Linked DNA regions of Homo sapiens: region 2 is linked to region 1. A link is an interaction called in ENCODE POLR2A ChIA-PET data of the cell type or tissue named here. Cell type or tissue: PC-3. All regions are shown on one strand. Region 1 overlaps TTLL5 (tubulin tyrosine ligase like 5). Region 2 overlaps TTLL5 (tubulin tyrosine ligase like 5).

Evidence for each region. ChIA-PET counts read pairs that join two places held together with the same protein. Peaks named below come from ENCODE experiments on the same cell type or tissue, not always from the same donor. Only the 100,000 strongest peaks of a DNase experiment are listed, where the experiment ranks them.
Region 2: POLR2A ChIA-PET joins it to region 1 with 8 read pairs; 6 of 35 experiments call an interaction of 5 or more read pairs at or near these places.

The regions. Positions count from the first base shown.
Region 1 is chr14:75,859,395-75,863,394 of GRCh38, forward strand. All of the region lies in intron 28 of TTLL5 (tubulin tyrosine ligase like 5), which reads left to right. Among named protein-coding and RNA genes, the nearest start is that of TGFB3, 120 kb to the right of the region's middle. In PC-3, no CTCF peak of the experiment used is centred here; no DNase peak of the experiment used is centred here; H3K27ac peaks cover 2,661 bases.
Region 2 is chr14:75,781,286-75,785,285 of GRCh38, forward strand. It overlaps TTLL5 (tubulin tyrosine ligase like 5), which reads left to right. Exons shown (of 32, transcript NM_015072.5): 25 at 1,202-1,288; 26 at 1,862-2,245. Among named protein-coding and RNA genes, the nearest start is that of TTLL5, 120 kb to the left of the region's middle. In PC-3, no CTCF peak of the experiment used is centred here; no DNase peak of the experiment used is centred here.

The DNA.
Region 1 (4,000 bases):
ATGTAGTATTTAGAAAAATTTGCAATATTGTTGCCTATTTGCTACATATGTAAAGGGGAAATACAGCCTAATTCACTTTGAATCAGATGTTAAGCACAGAACCTTCCCACAGCTAATTCTCTTGGCTCTGTGTACTCTGTTGTAGAAGTAAAGTAAATCAATTAGAAGATATTTACGGGGCCTGTGTACAATATTATGTTTTAGCATTGAGCAAGGAAAAACACTAAATTTTGGAGAGAATGATTGAACCTCAAAATTTTTGGTAGGAGTAGAAAAAACATTATTAGAAAAATAGAATTCGTTGAGGTTCAAGAATGGGATGGAATTTTGCATTGAAATAGAAAGTATGAGATGCCTAGAAAGGAATATTTAGATATATAAACTTGGGCACCAGAAATCAAGGAAAGGCCAAGTTATGGTACACCTGGCCTCCGCTGTGTCAATCATTATAGCATTAGCATACTGCAAACCCCAAGGCTTGTGCTTTAAGTGTGAGAAACCATGGGCTGAGTGACACCCACTGTAACTCAAAGCAAGCAAGTTTCTCGTGGCACTTATTACATTACACAGCTGAGCATTTCTGCCCCCACCCAGTGTTGCAGTGTAAAAATGCCTGCCTCTTTGCTAAAAGCCTCTACTTGCTTGAGAAACTTCCTTTTGTGATTTGTAGACTGGGCTTATGTTACTGAGGAGATTAAAAACAGATTTCATTATAAAAGTTTATGATGTTCCAGTCCGTTCAATATGTGTGCAGTTGGAGGAACACATCCTTTCTTATCCATAATTCCTTATTTGATCTTCTCTTGCCCACTGTCCTACCCTTTATATATCCACAGACCCCCACCTCATATTCACACACCTGCAAACCTGTCCATGATCATCCCCACATAAAGGGGCCTGGTTTGGTTTCAGACTTTGATTTCTGATACACAAGAAGGCATTAAAGTGAATGTCTCCTGGGGATATTTGTTATTAAAACAGCTTTTAGCAAATGAACCAATCTAGCCAGTGAGATGAATTCTGATGTAAGCTTCATAGTTATATAAATACTGTAAAATCTAATCACTGAGTCTAGATTGCTTTCTGTAGCTAGCAACTTCTGTAACCAGCAAAGCAGGAACGAAAGCAGAACCACTGTTGATGGGCTTTCTGAACTTTAGTCCAGTTGTAACTAATAGTTTAATTCTGGATTCAAAGCAGCACCTGCCCTAATTGGTGTGGAAATCTCAAGGTTAGCCAGCTAAAGCAGTTTCTTCTTTTTCACCTGTTTCTTTCCTTTGTATTCATTTGTTCACTGGATCAGCCCACTCCTGCCTTGAACCTAGATACCTTTCTTGGTGGCTCCCCCTTTCGTTCACAGCTCACTCCGTTCCTTTAGCTGAGCCAGTAGCTGTTGAGTAGTTTTGGGTGTTTTATCTTCAGTAAGCTTTTCTCTTCCCTCACTAATGAGAAAAGAGATAATAGGTTCCTCAGGCTCCTCCTTTCCTAACGATGTCATCCTGTTTTACTGTCACTCAGCACCCTGCTTTGTGAATAATGTTAACATTTCACTAATGTATTGAAGTATTTATTTATATTTGATCAGTGCTCACCATGTTTCTCCATACGTCTAGAAGTCTCTTGGGAAAGATCATGCCCTTTTAACTGTCTGATAACATGCACACTGAGGCACTTCAAGAAGGATCACTGAAGATCAAATGTCGCACTCAGAAAACTTAATAGATAAGCTCTGAGCTTTTTGGTGTGTTCTCCAAGAAGATTAGGAGATGGTATACAATTGAGCAACTGAACTGTGGGAGCCAAACTGTGGGAGGAGATGAGTAAGGGATGTGACATATCAGAGGTGAGATTATGGGATAGAAAGCCGAAAGAATACAGTTCACGGACTTACCCTTAACGAGAGATTTGGAAATCTCTCTAAGAGAGTTGGGAAACCAAAGCAGAGGCCCGAAAAGACCAGGTTGTGAGGGAGGGCACAGGCAACAGAGGAGCATGGACTTCTGAGCTTGGCAAACATTTCACTTTGCTCCCTCCTTCAGTGCTCTGTTGAGTCATCAGGACCCAGGCTATAAATAACCCTATGTGGCTTTTAGGTGAGGACTCTGGAAGGTCTGTGTAGCCTCACTTCAGGGTTCCTACACCTCTGTCATTGAAATGACTTTAATGACAAAGGAAAGAATAACACTGATTTAAATCACTATGAATACTTTTCTCAATTTAGGCACCCTTTCATTTTTCTAAGCCCCCTTAACCAGGGTTTGGAGCAAGGTTGTTCATTATGAAAGTCTTATGTTTCTTCTATGTACAATTTTCCTGTCACTGTACCTAAAAAGGAAAAGAAATACAGTGTAATTAAAGATGGTCCCAAGAAGAATAACCAAAAGTGTTAAGGAGATGGAAGGACTGACAAGACTGTTCTCAAAAGAAATGAGACCTTTAGAAAATCATACTAAAATATATTTAGCATAAAATTTACCATTTTAACCATTTTAAAGTGTACAATTCAGTGGTATTTAGTACATTTATACTGTTTTGCAACTATTAGCCACCATCTGTCTCCAGAACTTTGTCATTATGCCAAACTGAAGCTCTGTACTCACTGAAAAATGACTTCCTATTCCCTAATTCCATAGCCCTTGATAATCACCATTCTACTTTCTGTCTCTAAAATTTGCCTATTCCAGGTACCTCACATAAGTGGCATCATATAATATTTGTTCTTTCGTGACTGACTTATTTCACTTAGCATAATGTCTTCAAGGTTCTGTACATGTGCTGCAGCATATGTCAGAATTTCCTTTCTCTTTAAGCCTGAGTAATATTGTATGTAGATTCATCTGTTGATGGACATTTGGGTTGTTTTCACCTTTTGCCTATTTTGTACAATGCTGCTATGAACATTGGTGTACGGTTATTAGTTTTGATTTCAATTCTTTTCTGTATATATCTACAAGAAAAATTGCTGGATCATTTGGTTATTTTGTGTTTCACTTTTTGAGGAACCCCTAAAGTGTTTTCCAGAGTAACTGTACCATTTTACTTTCCCACCAGCATTGCACAAGGGTTCCAGTTTTTCCACATCCTCAGCGACCCTTGTTATCGTCAGGTATTTTGTTTTAATAATAGCCAAATGGGAATGAAGTAGTATAAATGGGGTCTTTTCTACTGGGAAAAGTGATCTGAGAGGGGAAATGTAGGAGGCTATAGTTGTAAAGACTTCTGCTAGGAAGTACACAGACATGGTCACCAGAATCTAGAATTTGGAGCTGGGTGCAGTGGCTCACGCCTGCAATCCAAGCACTTTGGGAGGCTGAGGTGGGCAGATCGCTTGAGCCCAGGAGTTTGAGACCAGTCAGGGCAACATGGTTAAACCCCCGTCTCTACAAAAAAAATATATAAAAATTAGCCAGGCATGATGGCACACACCTAGAATCCCAGCTTCTCAGGAGGCTGAGGTGGGAGGATCACCTGAGCATGGGGAGGTTGAGGCTACGGTGAGCTGTGATTGCACCACTGCACTCCATTCTGGGCTACAGATTGAGACCCTGTCTCTAAATAAATAAATAATTTGGGCAAGGAAGATAGTCAAAGTATTTAACAAATACTATAACATAGCATAGGTACTGACTACTCAAAAAGGCCACCGGCCCTTCGCCTTCCTCAGGTGTACAGATTGTCAGCCTCAGTGGGGACCCTGTGAGGTAAATTTGGAATAATGAAAAAAAGTGTCTTCCCACACCATTTATGTTACCCAGTCATAGGGACATAAGCTCAAATATAAACAACTTCTAAAAAATATTTAGATATTTAACTGATGGGTGGTTGAGAGAAAACAAATTCTGTGTGATGAACCCTTTTCCTTTTGAAGTTGATGTTAGAGAAAATGATCATGCATCTGTTCCTGCCTTAAGTTAGCCCCCCATCCTGCATTGGAAGCTCTCTGGACTCTTCTTGTAGGTCTTCTGGCAATCACAGGGGAATGAAATTGCTATTTCAGTTG
Region 2 (4,000 bases), 78 kb before region 1:
ATAACTGGCCGGCGGGGGCAGTAGGAAGACGTCAATCAAGGAAACAACATTATGACATTTGATAGTATAGTATCTGGAGTCATTTCAAACATGAACAAACAAGTGTGTGACAGTGTTACCACTGCTATTGGCGATGGAGGGGAGAAAATTCGTATGTCTTTATTCTTTCACTCTGAAAGATGATCTATAAAATGGCCTTTCTTAAGTTTTTGTATGATTCTAGCCCTTGACAAAGATTTTGGAATATTTTTATATATGATTAGCTCTGGCTATTCTGTTTCAAAATTCTGTAGTGGAAAAAATTAGTTATTAATGTCAAAATTGATTAGAGTGATACTATTATTGAATATACTGATCAACCTATCTCCAGTAAAACTGAAGAGTTTAGGCCGGGCATGGTGGCTCACGCCTGTAATCCCAGCACTTTGGGAAGCTGAGGCAGGTGGATCACCTGAGGTCAGAAGTTCAAGACCAGCCTGGTCAACATGGTGAAAGCCTGTCTCTACTAAATATACAAAAATTAGCCGGGTGTGGTGGCAGGCACCTGTAAATCCCAAGTACTCAGGAGGCTGAGGCAGGAGAATCGCTTGAACTGGGAGGCAGAGGTTGCAGTGAGCCAAGATCGCGCAATTGCGCTCCAGCCTAGGCAGCAACAAGAGTGAAACTTTGTTCAAAAAAAAAAAAAAAAAAAAAAAGCTGAGGAGTTTAAGATACAGAGCCATCGTAGTATCCAGGTATTATGCCAAGAAATAGTGGGACCGCTCTTGCTGTCTCGGGGTAGCTTCGCTGCTCCATATATATTGTAACTTCTTGGCTCCAGGGGCTACCACCAACCAGCGTGATCTCTTAGAACCCTCAGTCTGAATTCCTGGCATAAATCTGACTGCCCTTATTATTATTATTATTTTTCCAGATAAGCCCTAGCTTGTTGGCTGTCCGTGGATGGCTGCCCTGGGTTTAGGTACCGTTCGCCAGTTCAGTTAACTGTAGCTGGGATTGGGAATAGCTGGGAATCATTTAATTGGTTGCCTACTCCTTAGGGCTGTGGGTGTCTTCATCTTTGGAAAAGTGTGATGAGACGTGCCATGTTTCCCAGCATTGATTAGCAGTTGTGTTATATTTTTGGGAATAAAATTATGTATAGAACAGCGGACTTGCAATTGATTATAAGAGAGTCCAAGCTCATTATTTCTTATTTCAGATCACCCTGAGACTATAATGGAAGAAGTGAAAATAAAGCCACCTAAACAGCAACAGACGACAGAAATTCATTCTGATAAATTATCTCGTGAGTGATTTCAAACCTACCTAGATTTGCTGCTCTCTGATAATTTCCTAAAAGAAGGAAATAGTCATCAGATATTAAATATTTCTAAAGCATGGAACATTACCCCAAAGAAATATTTTTCTTTTTCCTTTTCCCTTAGAATTTTCTCTTATCTATTGATAAGCTATTTTCCTTCCAAAGACTTTTTCGTTTTCTTAAGTTTAGAAATTCTAAGTGCATTCTTTGTTCCTAGAAGGGTGAAAAGAAGGGGGAGAGGAATTAGCTGTTGCTAGTGGAGACTTCATCTTGATGTCCTAACATGTGTAAGACATGCCTGCTCTGTTTCATAGAGGTAGTCCCAACTCCAGCTTTTAGAAAGGAATAAAAGTAAATTCCTATTTCTGTTGCCAGGTTGTTTCTGGTAGGCAAAAATCATTAAGTTTATGATGAACACTCATTAAAGTCTGTATTTTTCATGATTTCTGTTTCATGCCAAGATTATTGTGATGTTTATGTTTTAAAAATATTTGTTTTATAGAGATTGTATGTTTGTTTTTCCTATAATGATGTCTTGTTTTGTTTTGTTTTTAATAGGATTTACCACTTCAGCAGAAAAAGAGGCAAAATTAGTTTATAGCAATTCCTCCTCTGGTCCTACTGCTACTCTGCAGAAAATTCCCAACACCCATTTGTCATCTGTTACAACCTCTGACCTCTCTCCAGGGCCTTGCCACCATTCTTCTTTATCTCAAATTCCTTCAGCTATCCCCAGCATGCCTCACCAGCCAACAATTTTACTGAACACAGTCTCTGCCAGTGCTTCTCCCTGCCTACATCCCGGGGCACAGAACATCCCAAGCCCTACTGGCCTGCCACGCTGTCGATCAGGAAGTCACACCATTGGTCCCTTTTCTTCCTTCCAAAGTGCTGCACACATCTATAGCCAGAAACTGTCTCGTCCCTCTTCAGCAAAGGCAGGTGAGTGAGAGAACGAAAGACAGTCCACAATGTGAGCTCCTCCCCAGCCCCAATAAAGAAAGGATGTCATCTCTTCCCTTTGCCTTTTTTTAAATTTTGAAATGGAAATGGACACACACTGCATTGTTCTGACGTGACTAAAGAAGACTTTTGCATTGCATCCAGTAGCATGCCTTCATTGACACAAAGGGAAACAGGACTTCTTTTAGGTACTGGAGATAAAGAGATGAATCTGACAAGGCTTCTGTTCACTAGGAGCCTACAGCCTAGTCAAGAGATTTCCTGTCACAGATAACCATCTATGAGTGTGCTATATGCATTCTCTGTGCTTCAAATAGTTATTCCCAACATCAGACAAGTTAGTTTTTAGGCAAGAATGACCTGAATAAATAACCAAAGAATTCTTAGAATAGGTTATATCATTTTAACTGAAATAGACCTATAGTGTCAAGTTTGTCCTCCATTTTTTAATAACAGCTTTATTGAGATATAATTTACATTCTATCAAATTCACCCTTTTAAAATGTACAATTCAGTAATTCAGTGGTTATATATATATCTATCTTCACAGACTTGTACATTCGACACCAGTATCTAATTTTAGAACATTTTCATCATCTCCAAAAGAAACCCCATACCTGTTAGCAGCCACGGTCTGTTTCTTCCTCCCCCAAGCCCCTGGCAACCACTGATCTACTTCTCTGTTTTTACAGATTTGTCTATTCTGGACATTTTTATATAAGTAAAATCATATAATAGGTAGTCTTTTGTGAATGGCTGCTTTCTATTCTGGACATTGTATATAAGTAAAATCATAATAGGTGGTCTTTTGTGAATGGCTGCTTTCACTTAGCATAATGTTTTTCAGGTTCATCCACGTTGTAGTAGGAACTTCATTCCCTTTATGGCTGAATAATATTCCATTGTATGGATATACCACAATTTGTTTAGCCATTAGTTGAGGGGCATTTGATTTGTTTATACCTTTTGGCCATTATGAATAATGCTGCTATGAACATTTGTTTGTAAGTTTTCGTGTGGACATATGTTTTTATTTCTCTTGAGTGTATAGCTAGAGTGGAATTGTTGGTTCATATGATAACTTTTTGTATTTCCTCTTTTTGAGGAACTTCTAAACTGTTTTCCAAAGTCGCTGTGCCCTTTTACTAACAGCAATGTTTGAGGGTTCCAGTTTCTCCCTGTCCTTGCCAAAACTATGAGTTGTCTCTGTTTTTGATTTTCACATCCTAATGGGTATGAAATAGTATCTCTTTTTTGTGGTTATGATTTGCATTTCCCTAATGGCTAATGATGTTGAATATCTTTTCATTTGCTTATTGGATTTTTGTATATCTTCTTTGGAGGAATGTCTATTTAAATTATTTGCCCTTTTTAAAATTCATATGTTTTCCTTTTTATTGTTGAATGTAAATGTTCTTTATATACTCTAGATAAAAACCCTTTGTCAGATAGGATTTATAAATATTTTTTCCCTACTTGATGGTTATCTTTTCACTTTCTTGAAGCACAAAAGTTTTAGATTTTAATGATGTCCAGTTTATCTGTTTTTTTTCTATTGTCACTTGTGCTTTTGGTATCATGTCTGGAATACTGTTGCCTAATCAAGTGTCACAGAGATTTCCTCCTTTTTTTTTTTTTTTTTTTTTTTGAGACGGATTGTTGCTGTGCCGCCAGGCTGGAGTGCAGTGGCACGATCTCGGCCCACTGCATCTTCCACCTCCAGGTTCAAGCGAT